2 separate regions of the Homo sapiens genome follow, and region 2 is linked to region 1. A link is an interaction called in ENCODE POLR2A ChIA-PET data of the cell type or tissue named here. Cell type or tissue: OCI-LY7. All regions are shown on one strand. Each heading gives the region's core, and the rest is flanking DNA. Links, peaks and the distances in the headings are about the cores only.

Region 1 (7,792 bases), core at 1,234-5,233:
CCTGAGGGCTCTGTCCCTGCATCCAGAAATGGCTGTCTTGGAGGGTTGCCGCATCTGTCAATGTGATGCAGTGTGACCACGGGTGAGTGGCAGAAAGCACACGAGGACTGGCCTGAGTCTTCTGGGGAGGCCTTCACAACTCACTCCACAAAGACCAGGCAGCCCTTTGTGTGAGAACAAAGAGCTAAAGCTGGGTCTTTTGAAGGCTTTGGGGCTTGAACCAACTTAAAATTTTAAGACAATATCCTCTCAGCAGCAAATAAAGCGAAGCTATCTGTCTTTAAAATGGTGGAGCTGAGAGATACCTTCCAACCTATGTTGCCGTGCTGTAATTAGGAGCAAAATGAGATCCGTGGGAAACTTCTGACGGGTTAGAGTGCTATGTGCAAGGCAGTGTGCCTGATCTTCATCAGAAGCTTTTAAGTTAAATAATTTCAGAAGAAGCTTTACTGCCCTCCTGAGATCCCTCATGGGGAAATGGAAAATCAGCTCCCTCCGAAGCCTGCTGAATGTGTTCTCTGTAACCGAGCCAAAATATTCATGGCCCTCCTGAGAAATCTGTGCTATAGGGAAGAGTTTCCAGCCCAGAGACCCTAAAGCCCTTCAGGCAGCTGCTCCCCTTATATCCTCCAAGCTCAGGGTCTCCAAGTTGTGGCTGAGTCTCTGCTCCTATCTCAGGACAGATCAGAGCTTTGGTGGGGCTGACACTTGATCCAAATGGTACCCCTGGGAGTCTGGGCAAGGGGCTTCCCATTCACACCTCTAGGGAAAGATGGAGCTCTGTTGTCCCACAGAGCAGGTACCCGTTGCTGCCCTTCATCAGGGAAGTTATCCCTGGGTACCTGAAGGATGGCTGACACCTGGCCACCCAGGGACCAGGGCTGTTCCCTAACATAATCAGCCTGGAACCTCAAGCATCCCTCCCCGTGAGCACACTTCCAATCACACAATCCCTGATCTAATCATGGTGGAAATCTCAGAGGCAATGCTACTTTCCACGAGTTCCTCCCCATCATTCCACTTGTGTTGACAGCCCCTTATCTTCTAGAAGCCAAAACGGATGCTAGTTCTGCAGGCTGGCTTGCAGCTGTCCCAGCAGATTGGCAGAGCCCCCAAAAGAAGTCCCATCAGATATGGCTTCCTATTTTTTCCTCGCATTTGCAGAAGGTAGAGACGGCTTGCTTTGCATTTCAAGTAGGGAACTCATTATCTTCATTTATACTTTGTTCCTTCAACATTTCTGTGCTAGGCACTGGGACCAAAAAATGAGTAAGAAAGATGAATAAGAGCTCACAGTCTAGTAGAGGAGACCAATCAGGAAAGGCGTGATTATGGAATGCAGATCTCAGAAAGTGATAAACAATGAAACCATGAAGGAAGGGCTGCCCAACCGATTTGGGCATGGAAGAAAGTTTTGCTGGAGAGGGAACGTTTGAGCTGGGTTCTGAAGCATGCATAGGAGCTTGCCTATTCATCATTCAGAGTTTGGTTCGGGTATAAAAAATGGTCTAAAATAAGATTAATGGTGTTTAATGTGGAATCTGGGAAACTGCTAATACTGGACTGTTTATAAAAACTGTTGTGTGTATATCCTGATGCACAGTTTTCTGAGAGAGGTTCATTAGATTCTTAAAATAATCTGTGATTCAAGAAAGATTAAGCAGAATTGGAGTTTAGAGTAAAGAAAAAGAAAAAAGGCAGGTCAAAGACAAATCTCTGGTTTCAACAGAACTAAGCATATGAACAGAGCTATTTATAATCCCTCCATCCCTGCACCCTGAGACATGGGACATTTAGTCACTTTCACTCTCTCACTCACTTACTGCAACACTCCATTTAGCCCAGCTCTTTTTCCCCTTTTATTTTTCTTCCTGCTAATCTCCTTCCTGCTCCCCCAACACACACACACACACACACACACACACACACTACGCTTTTTTTTTTTTTTTGAAGTTAGAAACTGCAAAAGAAGTGGAAGTATCATCAGGATTGACTTGTCTAAATCTCACTCTTCCCTCTGTCCCTTCCTCCATATACATTAAAAGAGGCCATTTGAAGAGACTAAATCCCCGATTTTCAATCCCCATGAAAGTTCTTAACATCAATACAACTTCCCAACTCAAAAGACTAGTCTGATCTGCTCATAGCACAAATGGTACAATTTCAAATAGCAACAACAGTCATTTATTGAGTGCTTACTTTGTGCCAGAGGAGGCACAATGTATTTTGCATGCATTTTCATGTTTTAGTCTACACAACCAGGTACTTGTCCTGTTCCCATCTTACAGATGTGGAAACTGAGCCTCTGAGGGGTAAGCAACTTGCCTCTGATTCCACAACTCGATAGTAGTAGAGTCAAATCTGGAATTTGAACCCAGATTGTCTGGCTACAAAGCCAGCCTAGTCTTTTTAAAAATATGTTTTTTTTTTGTGTGTGTGTGTGTGTGTGTGTGTGTGTGTGTTTGTTTTTTTTTTTTGAGACAGAGTCTCACTCTATCGCCTAGGCTGGAGTGCAGTGGTACAATCTCAACTCACTGCAACCTCCGCCTCCCAGGTTCAAGCCATTCTCCTGCTCAGTCTCCTTAGTAGCTGGGGTTACAGGCATGCACCTGTAATGCACCTGGCTCATTTTTGTAATTTTAGTAGAGACAGAGTTTCTCCATGTTGGCCAGGCTGGTCTTGAACTCCTGACCTCAAGTGATCTGCCTGTCTCAGCCTCCCAAAGTGCTGGGATTACAGGTGTGAACCACCACGCCCAGCCAAAAATAAGTTTTTTTAATTGACACGTAATAATTATACATATTGCTGGGGTATAGTGATGTTTCAATACATATAATGTATAGTGATCAGATCAAGGTAATTAGCATATTCATCATCTCAAATCTTTTTTTTTTTTTTTTTTTTTTTTGAGATCAAGTTTCACTCTTGTCTTTTGTTGCCCAGGCTGGAGTGCAACAGTGCAATCTCAGCTTACTGCAACCTCTGCCTCCCGGGCTCAAGCAATTCTCCTGTCTCAGCCTCCCAAGTAGCTGGGATTATAGGCATGTGCCACCAAGCCCAGCTAATTTTGTATTTTTTAGTAGAGACAGGATTTCTCCATGTTGGTCAAGCTGGTCTCAAACTCCCAACCTCAGGTGATCTGCCCACCTTGACCTCCCAAAGTGCTGGGATTACAGGCATGAACCACTGCACCCATGCCAAAGAAATCAAATCTTTATGATTTCTTTGTGTTGGGAACATTCAGTATTCTCCTTATAGCTATTTGAAAATATACAATAAATTGTTGCTAATTACAGTCACCCTACAGTGCTATAGAACGCTAGGACTTATTCCTCCCATCAAGTCGTACTTTGGGTCTGATCTGAACTTTTGCACCCTTGCTGCCTTCTGATCACCCTTCTCTTAAGGCTGGCTAGGTTATTCTTTGCACCCATGTCACCCAGAGATACACGCTCCTATTTTTACTGGCTACACTTGCCTGTGCACATATATGCAATGTCTGCAGCACACAGCACAAAAGGAGGGCTCTGAAGACAATCATGCGACTGACTGCAGTGAGCTTCAGAAACCAGGGCGGTGGGGATGGGAGGCCCGATGTTCTGCTGGGTGACATCTAAAGTCTCAGGGCAATTTGATTAAGTTTCCATCCTAATTTCACACCTGAAACGGAAATGGGTCAGAGTGACTCATATTCAGCTCCTGTGTTAAAGCTCCTGGGGCTATCAGTGGGCTTGGAAAGAGGGTTACAGCCAGTGAAAGGAAGTCAGGATGGCTGATGTTGATGGGACTTAGTGTTGAACTGAATTAATTGCTCAAGTGCTTTCTACATTCAACCCGCCCATAAGGCCAAGCCCCTATCCCACCAACCCCTTTGTGAACCGTCCCCCATGACTCAAGCCTGTTGCCTGGGCCCTCTTATTGCCCAGGAACCCCCATTAGCACGGGGATTTTCTCAGATTGCTTCGTGTGCATTTGGTCATCTAATGACGGAAACTATCACATGTGTAATGAGCATTTACTCCTGAAACACTTTCGAATTTCTGTTACCTTATTGGTAAATCCCATACATCTCCATCTCTACAGCTTATATTTGAGGCTACAGTTGAGAATGCAGATATGATATTGGGGAGTCACTAGCCAGCTCCTTCCAGCAGGGGCATTCCCCAGGAAAGAAAAGAAAAGCTTGCTACTTCCAGCCCAAGGGAGACTGAGGGTAGAGGTCTAGAAACAACAGGTAGGTATGTAGAACCAAGAGACCTTCCAAGCTAGTGGCCAGCTTCCCATGCAGGGAGGCCTGGGGCAGTCCTCCCCTTCATGTCAGTGGCACATACAGACCAGAGTCTAAGGAGGCAGGGAGGTGGGACGGGGGCAAGAGGTCCCATGGGAGAACAGAGGTTTGGAGTTGGATACAGTGGTGACAGTGGTCAGGGACTTGCGGACAGAGGAAAATGGCCAGGACTGTGAACTCCAGCAGTTGAGTCCTGCTATATTGGTCCAAAATAGCCAAATGACAACTACTGTACCTCGGTGGTCGCTATTCTAGAGAGTGGCCTAGAACAGCCATTCTTGAGCCTACACCACCACTCCACGCTTGGACAAGCCAGGATTCACAGTGCACCCCCTGGATCCAAGGGACAGAGCCAGAGTCTCATAAGCCACACTACCCCCATAGAAAGAGCCAATTTCTGGAGTGGAAGAGGAAAAAGCAGAATGCCAAACATTGGGTCACCAGAGTCATGTAAAAGAGGCTGAGATACAAGAAAACACAAATGATTGGGTTGGGTGAGATTGCTGGGTTGAACTACAATTCCATTTCCTACCCACCCACCTAAGAGGATGGAGGCCTAGAATGGCGGTCAGCCTGGCTGTTGAGAAATAAAGGAATCTATGCTTTCTCTTCCCAAGCATGGCGTGAAACCTCATCACACATCCAAAAGGCTGGGAACCTCCTATCATCTCCCAAAGCCCTCACTTAGTCCCCAACAAAACCTCAGAATCTCCTTGTTGATTGCAAGTCAATACTTCAAGAGAAACACTATCCTCACTGTGTGTACAGTGGGAAGGCAAGATACTTTAAACTAGGCAACATCTCAGAATAAATGTAGGAAATTCTCTATTCAAGGTGGGTTGTGCTTTAGTGAAGGGATCACAAGTGTATTTACCCAGCAGATATGTTTTTTTTTTTTTTTTAAAAGCCAATATATTTCACACAGTCCTAAGTTTTGGTCTCAAAAAATGCAAAAATCCAGAAACATTGGGTTTCTTCTGCAGAGCCTCCTGCATGACAACACTCAGTTGTAGCTATCTAGTGGCTTCCACAGTTAGATGGCATGTACATCTCCAGTATACCACAGTCCTCACCAGTCTCTAGTGCATTGCTGTCCTGTATTAGTTTTGTATTGCTGCTATAACAAACCAGCACAAACTGAGCAGCTTAAAACAACACCCATTTACTGCTTTTCAGTTCTCTAGAACAGAAGTTCAGGTGGGCTCAGCTGGATCCCTGATTAGGGTTTCACACAATCATTCTGGAGAAGAATCTGCTTCCAAGCTCATTCAGGCTGTTGGTTGAACTTGGTTCCTTGTGGCTATAGGACTGAGGTCCCCATCTCCTTGCTGGCTGTCAGCTTCTACAGAGCCCACTTTCCTGCTGTGTGCCCTGCCATCTTCAAGCCAGCAACAGCATGTGGAAGTTGGATGCTTCTCATGCTTGGAAGCCCTTGGACTTCCTCTTTTGCCACCAGTGAGAGAGAATTTGCCACCTTTCCAGAGCTCCTGTGATTAGATTAGGCCCACCCAGATGATCCCCTTTTTGCCGTAGAACTAATCACAGAAGTAACACCAAGTGGCAAAGGTCCTCTTAGAATTCTACCTCCCACAGTTTCTCCAGCCCCGTCCACTCATTGTGTCACCTGCCTGCAAGCTCTAGAAACCCCCACAGAGGAAGAGTCTTAAGTATTCTCAGACATATGTCTACATTCCTTCCAAAACTCTCTTTGTTTCTGAGTTCCTTCAGTAGTTTTTACTCCATCAAAAAGAAAGACTCAGTGAGGTGCTCTAGGGTTTTTAAGATCTATTTTCAGTCCCTTGTTATCAATGAGATTGTGTCCCCACCTCTGGGCTCCCTGTAGGCAGTAGCAACAGAAACAGGTGCAGAGCAGGGCCAGAGCCTCAGTCTTGGGGCAGAAAAGGGCACAAGGAAGAGAAGAGGAGCTAAAATTGTATGTATCCACTTGGCATCAGGGGCTTCCCTTTGGCTCACTTAAGCACCACTCCAGCACCATCACCCCCATTTGTAGAAAATGGGGAACTAAGGCTTAGAGATTATGATTGCCCAAGGTCAGAGATATGTGCAGATCCAGGGTGCAAATTCAGTTCTGTGGTCCCAAAGCCCCGTGTTTTCCATTTTTCACATGAGTGGAATGGGGGATAGGATGAAACGACTGAGCCTCAGAACTACCAGATGGGTTAATAAAGGAAGTGCCAACCCCTCAGGCTCCGCCCCCAGCAGACCCCAGCATTGTATTGAGAAGATTTGGGAAATCAATGAAAGGAGGGCAGAGTCTAGAGCTTGAAGATGAAAGAACTGGAAAGCAAGAAGGGCTGGAGGCTTGACATGGGAGAACACAGTGGCTCTTCTCTTTGAAGACGAATAGCTGGTTGCTCCATATCCATGGCAGTGAACCTGCTGGGACAACTGAAAGATTATTATCGAGAAAGAGAGAGGATGGGGAAACCAGCCATTATAGTGCTGGGGTTCCTACAGGATTCCCACAGCTGAATAAAGGAAGTCCTCCCAGGGCCCCAGCCTTCCGCAAGTGGGCACCTCTCATCTCAGCCAAAGGAACCAGGCAGTGATGGGCATGCCACATACTCCACTTCCATGAACCTAGGTGCCAGCAGGAAAGCCACTGCGGGATCACATTAACCCCACCTCCTGCAGCCTAGGAACGCATGTCCTTGGAGGGATAAAAACACCTAGAGTGGCCAAAGCCTGCCCAAGAAAGGAAAGCAGCCCAGTGCTCCATGCTTCCTCCCCAAGAAACAAGAGATCCTCCTGCTTCAGCCAGAAGCAGAGGGAAACAATCAGCTTATGAGAACCCCATCTGCTGCTGGTGTGGCCTAACAGAGGCAATAAACCCCTCCTGCAGCCAGGAGGCAAACCAGCTCCAGGGCTCCACCCACAGCAGGTGGTAAACATGATTAACGTGCTACTGCCCAGAGCACTTTCACCTGCACCAGCTCCAATGGTAGACGCAGTCTGTGCCAAGGCCCAGGGAGTGGTGGGAAGATGGTAATCGTAAAAACTGACAAGTAACCTACAGTGCAATAATTGAGTGTTTGTGTGTTTGGGGGAGGAAAGGTAGTAGAGATGTGTGATTTTGGGGAGCTGCCCAGCCCCTGAATCTCCTTGCTGTGATTGGGAAATTTCCCACCTGAGAGTCTTGGTGGGTGGTACAGCCTCCCCCCATAGAAGGCACGCCAGCTGTTTGCTTTCCCAGAAGCCTTTGCAGCAAAGCCATGGGCACACAGCCAGGCTTGGCCAACCAGGGACACCACTCTGGCCTGGTACATGAGAATGGAGGAAGGTGGAGATCTGTGCTGGCAGTGGGGGTAGCAGCATCTAGTTTCTAGGGCTGTGATGCCCGTGATGCAATGACGGCTTCTATCACCCAGCACCAGCACCACTGCAAGCAACCGACTCTGTCTACACCTGATGGGTTCTCTGGTGTGATCTGGACTGTGGTTGCAGCTGCCAAGCCTTTCTTTGTTCCTTGTGTTTCTCAAGCTG
Region 2 (7,792 bases), core at 1,284-5,283, 750 kb after region 1:
GTCAGTTCCCTGGGGGGCAGTGGCTGTATCCATACTTCTGTGTATTCTTCACGGCACCTAATTTTTGCCCTATAAATTGCAAAGGTGCTCTGTGAATTCAGCCCAGCACTTCATGAGTTATGCATGACGGGGATGGTGCTGCTGCCTCAGAGCATTGTATTGTGTATAAAAGTAAGGTGTTAAATATTCCTACTTCATTGGTACCTTACTTACTGTGGGATCAGAGAACACAACAATTCCGAAATTGTTCTCATAGTCAAAACAATAGTATTTTTAAAAATATTGTAAAAACAATTTTTGAATGCTCACCACGTGCCAAGCTCCAAGGTAAATATTTACATACATTATCCATTTCCATCCATCGGAAGAATGGACTTAGGGATTAGTACTGTTACTATTCCTACTTTACAGGTGAGGAAACTGAGCCTTAGGGAGGGAAATAACTTGTCCACTTTTGCACAGCTAGCTAAATGGTGGAGTTGGGATTTGAACGAAGCAGTCTGATTCCAAATCCTGAGTTGTTAGAGGTCTATCTTGATCTCTGTTTTCTCCCTTAATAACTTAAGATAAAGAAAATCAAAGTGCCCCTGGGCTAACCAGGCAGGGACTTAGTTATCTCAAAGAACGGGGAAAAACATGAAACCACTATCCCTTCCAGAGAGTAACTATTTAATAAAGAAAACATTATTAATACCCCCAGGGGAGTAATTAAAAAGTACTCATGAAACAAGTAGATGAAATTTCAGGCTGTGAAGTTCAAACAGTTCTGGAGTGAAAGCTTCTTGCACAGGGTCATTTGGAATGGTCCACTAAACCATAGCAATTAACCTTGGACTTCTCCTTGGATGTCAGCTGGTGACGTAACTCGGTAACGCATGAGCTTGTTTATTGGACAGAATTCTTGCGAGATTTACCCCCAAGGTCTTTGAAAGCTCTGTCAAGAAAAAAAGGGACAGCAGTCTCTAGGCGTTCTTTTTTTCCTGTTGATCCATGGAATAGTGCCAATGAAAAGTCATACCGTAGTTATTTTTTGAGAAGTAAATGGTGATTGAGATTCGTGGGTAGGAGAGTTATGCTATACCAATAAACGAATCAGGTGCCTCGAAAGTGACATATATTGTTCCTTTAAGCATTTTTTTTAAAACAGCTCTCAGCATGTTCTGTAGATACTTATTATTTTCCAGCCCAATAATTATACTTTTTCATTGATTATGCTTATACAACAAAAATGGATAGAGTGTTCTGGAGACAAGGCCAGTGGTGAAATGCCAAAATACTTCATTTTACAGAATGTTAAGCATCTGGTCATTTTTCTATAAGTTTCTTGTAAAATGTTTCATCAAAGTGGAGGGGTAGCCACAAAGGGAGGAATTTCATTTTGGTAACCAGAACCAGCTTATCCCATCCTACTCACTTCATCATCACTACCCTGGCTTTGTAAAACCTGTTTTGCCAGCTTAGGAGGGGGCTTCATACTGGGCAAGGAAAGCAGAGTCCCTTGCAGTGGGTTTTCACCATCCACCAGATTGAAGCACATTCTGCAGGCTGTCTGCATATCATAAGTATGGTTATAATGACTCACAATTTAAAATTCTATTCACCACTCAATCCTCCGGCACCATGTAGCATCTTGCCTTTGTCCATTTGGCACTGATACTTGTAATTAACAAAAGGACCCATGTAAACCATGTGTTTTTTATCATATGCCTTTGACCAGAAAACTCAAAACAGACAGCATCCAATCTGTTTGCAACATTAGGGTTGGGAAGGAAGAGTGTTCATTCTGTTCTCTCTGTTTCAAAGATGCAGTGAGATGGGCTAGAGGGGACTTAATAGACACATGTGCAAGAGGCTAAAGGTGAAGCCAAAAGTGGACAGAGATATCCCAATTCCTGTTGGCCCAGCTCTTCTCTTCTATGGACCATGTCCTCTTAACTGGGATCCAACAAAGGGTCCTCTTCTCATCCCTTCCTCCCTTATACTTTTTAAGGCATAATGGGTGATTGAGAAGAAATAGAAAAGTTAATACATTATATTCATTAGGATAGTAGCTCAATTTAGCTTTATGTTTATTTTTTGAGACAGAGTGTCACCCTGTTTCCCAAGCTGGAGTACAGTGGCATGAAGATGGCTCACTGCAGCCTCGACTTCCTGGGCTCGAGTAATCCTCCCACCTCAGCCTCCCAAGTAGCTGAGACTACAAGGGCGTACCACCACACCTGGCTAATTTTTATGTTTTTAATTTTTTGTAGGGACAAGATTTCAATACATTGCCCAGGCTGGTCTCCAACTCCTGAGCTCAAGCCATCCTCCCACTTCAGCCTCCCAAAGTGCTAGGATTACAGGCATGAGCCAATCGATTTATCTTTTAAAGTTGTAATAGACTGGGTGTGGTGGCTGAGGCTTATGCCTGTAATCCCAGCATTTTGGGAGGCGAAGATGGGAGGATCACTTGAGCCCAGGAGTTTGAGGCCAGCCTGGGCAATGCAGTGAGACCTGTCTCTACCAAAAAAAAAAAAAAAAAAAAAAAAAGTTGTAATAGATGTGGTTCTTTGAGGAGGTATTTTGAGAAAATATGCAAATAGACTTTGATCCATGACTTTTCTTCCACTGGCCATGACCTGTGATTAAATTCCAGCATAAAAGGGCATAGCACAATATCATGTCTGTGAGGAGTAAAGCCATGCATTAAAGGGCTGCATGTGGACTTCATGAAAAGCGTCGCTGTGTCTACACTCTCTTTAATGTAGGTTTGGAGAGAGAGGATGACTTTGGTTGGAGTACTTTGGGCCTGGTTGATAATCACTAAAGATAGTAATGAGTGATCATTTATCCCAGAGTTGCAATGCCTTCTTGTATCATGCTAGGAGCCCTGACAGCCTATGGGTGATGCAAAACGAAAGAGGATATATGGTGTCATCTCTGGGTGATGCTGCGGGGGTGAGGAGAGTGAAGCATCACAAGACAAGTGCCCTTTTCAGATGATTTCCAAAGGAAGGGAGAAAAGGGAAGTAAGAGTGTGACTTCATATAAAAGTCTACTATAAATAGACTTTATAATATTGAGAAGAGCCCCAGCTGGGGCAGATCATGGGCCATCCATGGAGTGTTCTGCTTCTGACATTAACACTAAGGAAACTGTTGGAGAGCAGGTTAATGGCTTGCGTGAGGCCACTTCAAAAGTTCAAGGCTGTCTTCCGTGTATGTTGCTAAACTTCTTTTTGGTGGAGTTATGTTTTCTGTCTCTACCATCTTGTGTGATAATGAGCTACAAAACCAGGGATACTGAGGAGAGCAGAGTGCCTTAGGAGGGCCTAGAGTTGATAAGCGGTTGGGGCAGATGTAATCTGTACAGCCAGAGACCTTCATAGCCCATGGAAGGAGCCAGTACTGAACACTTACTGTGCTTCCTTGATTCCAGAATGATTCTGTTGTAAGGTGGATTTAAGAACATGTTTTAGGACAAAAAGGAAACATTTCTACATTAAATGTAGAACCATTGAATTATGAAAACAATGTATGTTAGAATTAAAAAAAAAAAATCGTACTGTCCCCATTGGCACCTATAGTACTTGACCTGGTTGAATCACTTTTATGGGCTCCTCCCTAGGTCAAACCATGAAAGATGTAAAGTTGCTTTTCAGATGTCTCTCATATTTACACTTTCATTGTTTAGTAGATACTTCTAAGTCCCAAATGTGTGCCCCATCCTGGGCCTGGCATTGGCCATCTCAGGATCAATGTAGAACTTTTGCCAGAGGACCATCTTGAGCAAAGGCCTGGGAATCCACTAAGACTTTTTGGGAACCATTGAGGTAACCAGTGATGTAGAAGGGAGACTTAAACAGCAGATATGGCTGAGAGATAACATTAGAAAGTAGGCTAGAGACAGATTGTGAGGGGCCTTGAATGCCCAGCAACAATGACTTGACCTTTATCCTTTTGGCAGTAAGGAGCCATTGAAGGATTTTTTGTTTGTTTGTTTGTTTTTGTTTTTTTTTTTTTTGAGACAGAGTTTTGCTCTTGTCGCCCAGGCTGGAATACTGTGGTGTGATCTCAGCTCACTGCAACCCCCTCTTCCAAGGTTCAAGCGATTCCCCTGCCTTAGCCTCCTGAGTAGCTGGGATTACAGGTGCCCACCACCATGCCCGGCTACTTTTTTGTATTTTTAGTAGAGACAGGGTTTCACCATGTTGGCCAGGCTGGTCTCGAGCTCCTGACCTCAGGTGATCCACCTGCCTCAGCCTCCCAAAGTGCTGGGATTACAGGCGTAAGCCACCACGCCCGGCCTCACTGAAGGATTTTAAGCAAAGACAATGGCATAATGCAAAATATGCCTAAAGCAAAGCATATTTCTCCTGGTGTTGGATAGAATATGATTCATCTTAGAAGATGAGTCTCAGAGGGAGACTTCATTCTTTTCCTTCTTTTCCTCTTGGTCACCAGTCCTGTCCATGTAGTTCTGCGGAGGAGTGGGCAAGGAAGAATGAGGCCGCCTCTGAGTGGCTATAGAAGAAGTCTCATCTAGATGAGAATGGTGGATCACTGAGATTTTTGGACAATAGTGGAACAGAGCACAAGTTGCCAAAATCTTTTAGCTTGATAATGGGGAGGGAGGAAGAAAGCAGCTGAGAGTTAAATTGAAAAAAAAAAAAAAAAAAGCTAAACAAAAAAACCAACTTGTTTTCCATTAATAAAAGGGGGAACCTGAGTCACATGAGGACTGGATTGTCTTAGCTACGTACTTGGCAATGTCACTACACAAAGAAGAGGAAGTTTGGAGAAGGTCTCAGTGACATAAGGGAAAGTTTTATGTAGGGCAAGACTAAAAGCAGATTGATTACCTAAAAAAAGTTTCCTCCCTCTAAAGATGTTTCCGTAATCCCTTCCTGGCTACTCCTGGAATAACCCTAAATTTTGTATCAACAATCATTAGCTCAAAATAGAGCTGGGCAGAAAATACTTCCCTAAGATTCTTTTATACTCATAAGCATGTTTTTGTTTTTCATTTTGTTTTGTTTTGCACTGAGGTGTATTTGGGTAAAATTTCCGTGTGTGTCATGTGGGACTAGTACAGACTTGGGAGCCCAAGGCTTGTTAATATCACTTGATGCTTTCTTGGAGGACCAGTCTACTGCATATCCCAAATTGGGACAATTTGGAGAAGTGTTCCAGTTCTTAGCTTCCAGTGGTTGCCAGCAGTCCTCGGGGTTACCGATTAGAATCGGTATTACCGATAGAATTGAGGTTACCGATTCTAGAAGAGCTGGTAGCTGCCTAGGATTATGGGTCCACATAGGGAAAACCTTTAGGAAAAGAAGGATGCTGGTTTCCATAAACAGTTCATAATCACCTTGGACCAGCAGTTCTGGAGAACAGAGGTTCTGATTCAAATCAGGCCTTGAGGTCTCATTCCCCAAGGAGTGGGAGGCATGTAAGCCCAGGGGACAAAGCAGGACTGGCCTCGAGGCTGGAGCCATGTGCCAATAGCCCCCTACGTACCAACCTTATTTACATGGTGGTGCGGGGTGCCTTATCATTAGGAGTCTTTCAGTTGTGAGGGATTGTAAATCCAATCAAAACTAGCCTAAAGAGAAGGAAATATATTGGCTTATATATAATTGGAATGGGAAAAAATTGAAAAATCAAAATACAGTTCACATTTCAGTTATGGATGGCGTTGTGGCTTGAATTGTGCCCCCCCCAAAAGATCAGAAGTTCTAATTTCTGATGCTTGTGATTGTGACTTTATTTTGAAATAGAGTCTTTGCAAATGTAATCAAATTGAGATGAGGTGCTACCTGACTAGGGTGGGCCCTACTTCAGTATGAATGATGTCCTGATAGGAGAAAACACACACTGACACAGACAACAGGGAGAAAGCTATTTGAAGACAGACACAGGGATTGGAGTGATGTGTCTACAAGCCAAGCAACGCCGAGGACTGCTGGCAACCACTAGAAGCTAAGAGAAAGGCACAGAACAGATTCTCCCCTAAAGCCTTCAGAGAGCTTGGCCCTGGCAACACCTTGATTTTGGACTTCTGGCCTCCTGAACTGTGAGAGAATACATTTCTATTGTTTCAGCCACCCAGTTTGTGGTGCTCTGCAGCCCTGGCAAATGAATATAGCTAGGCTTAGAGGTTCATGAATGTCCCCAGGACTTGGTGACTTTCCATCTGTCAACTCTGCCTTCCTTTACATTGGTTCTGTGTCCAACCTCTACATAGCAGCCAGATCACAGCCAGTAACTACAGAGTTGGACAAGTTGCACATCCTTTATCTGAAATGCCTGGGAGCAGAAGTGTTTCAGATTTTTGGATTAGGGATGCTCAACCTGTATATCCTTCCAGAAGCAAGTGCAAAGGAGAAGGTTGTGTTTCTCTTCAAATATCTCAACTTATGTCTGATTATTCTCAAGGGACTTTGACTGGGTCACGTGCCTATCAGAGCCAGTCTCCATGATCGTGGGGTACCAGGCCTGAGTTAAGTTGCCTCCTCTAGAACCTAGGTGTGGAGTTCTTCAGAGGACATGAACTCAGAGCTTGTAATGGTACCTCTTCCAGGTCCAGCAGGCCCCACGGGATGCTAATAGAAGAGAGATGATTGGCATGAACAATGAAGGGTCCAACATTGCCTTCAAATCTCAGTTCCAAAGGGGTTTTGATACATTATTATGATGGTGCTTTAAAAAATACAGAATGTTGTGGATATTTTGAAGACATCATATGTGGAAAAAACAGTTTCTCCCTAGAGCAGAGATTGGGACTTCTAGGACAACTTTCCCAGAGGAGACGGGAAGTGTCAGTGGTAAGGAAATGACAGAGTGGGTGGATGGTGTGGAAAGCTATCACAGACAAGAATAATTTCTATTACCAGCATTACCAATTATACAGCACTTTTCTTGTTTTCTCACTTGATTTTATAATAACCCCATGAGCAAGTAAGGGAGCTCCAGATCACGAAATGGGGCTCAGAGGTGAAGTGACATATGGAAGATGACCCAGCTAACACATGGAGAAACTGGGATTGACTTCAGACCTTTGATTCCAAAGCTAGTGCTCTTGTAACTTTCTCACTCTTTCTAAAATTCACGCATTCATTCAGTAAATACTTTTTCAATACGTCTTATATTCAGGGAACTATTTAGTATGCAGAATGAAACCTTGGTTATAAAAAAAAGGAGAGAGAGAGAGTAGTAACATCTTCAGGGCTTTCTGTGTGATCGATATGATGCTTAGGGTCTGTATACATCATCATAAGTATCTTCACGCCAGCTCAGTGAGATGTGATCACCCCCAGATTCCAGTGGAGCTATCCAAGCCTGAGAGTGGTTCAGTCAGTTGGCCAAGAGCAGAGGTAGCCGTGGGAGGGCTGGGGTTTGGTTCCAGCTCAGTCCAATGCCAATGCCTGTGCTCTTAATTATGTTGCCTCTGCTATACTCATAACTCTGTTAACAGCCATAAATCCAGCTCTGTCTGTTAGACCCAGTAAATTTCAAAGTAGAAAATCATTTTTCTAATAAAACTACGCATAGAAAAAAAGATATTAATGCTCATACATTCTACCCTCATTATGACATCAACCTCTGAGCCAAACTATTTTGCACATTATAAAGAGCTGTTTTTATGATGAATGGGAATTATATTGGCACTTTAATTGAGTTAGAAACCAAGGTACATGAATGTTAGTGCACAAGAAATGCGATAAAAAAAGCTGCTCAATGTGGTTGGAATACATCAGATTAATTTAATACCAACTTTAAATCCTTACAATCTATACCCTTAAATATGT

The links. ChIA-PET counts read pairs that join two places held together with the same protein. Peaks named below come from ENCODE experiments on the same cell type or tissue, not always from the same donor. Only the 100,000 strongest peaks of a DNase experiment are listed, where the experiment ranks them.
Region 2: POLR2A ChIA-PET joins it to region 1 with 6 read pairs; 2 of 35 experiments call an interaction of 5 or more read pairs at or near these places.

The regions. Positions count from the first base shown.
Region 1 is chr6:13,371,845-13,379,636 of GRCh38, forward strand. The region is part of intron 1 of GFOD1 (Gfo/Idh/MocA-like oxidoreductase domain containing 1); the gene reads right to left. Among named protein-coding and RNA genes, the nearest start is that of TBC1D7-LOC100130357, 47 kb to the left of the region's middle. In OCI-LY7, for the core only: no CTCF peak of the experiment used is centred there; a DNase peak (open chromatin) is centred at 3,647; H3K4me3 peaks cover 818 bases; H3K27ac peaks cover 823 bases.
Region 2 is chr6:14,119,110-14,126,901 of GRCh38, forward strand. All of the region lies in intron 2 of CD83 (CD83 molecule), which reads left to right. Among named protein-coding and RNA genes, the nearest start is that of CD83, 5.2 kb to the left of the region's middle. RefSeq lists enhancers at 2,756-2,815, 2,836-3,165. In OCI-LY7, for the core only: no CTCF peak of the experiment used is centred there; a DNase peak (open chromatin) is centred at 3,002; H3K4me3 peaks cover 1,990 bases; H3K27ac peaks cover 962 bases.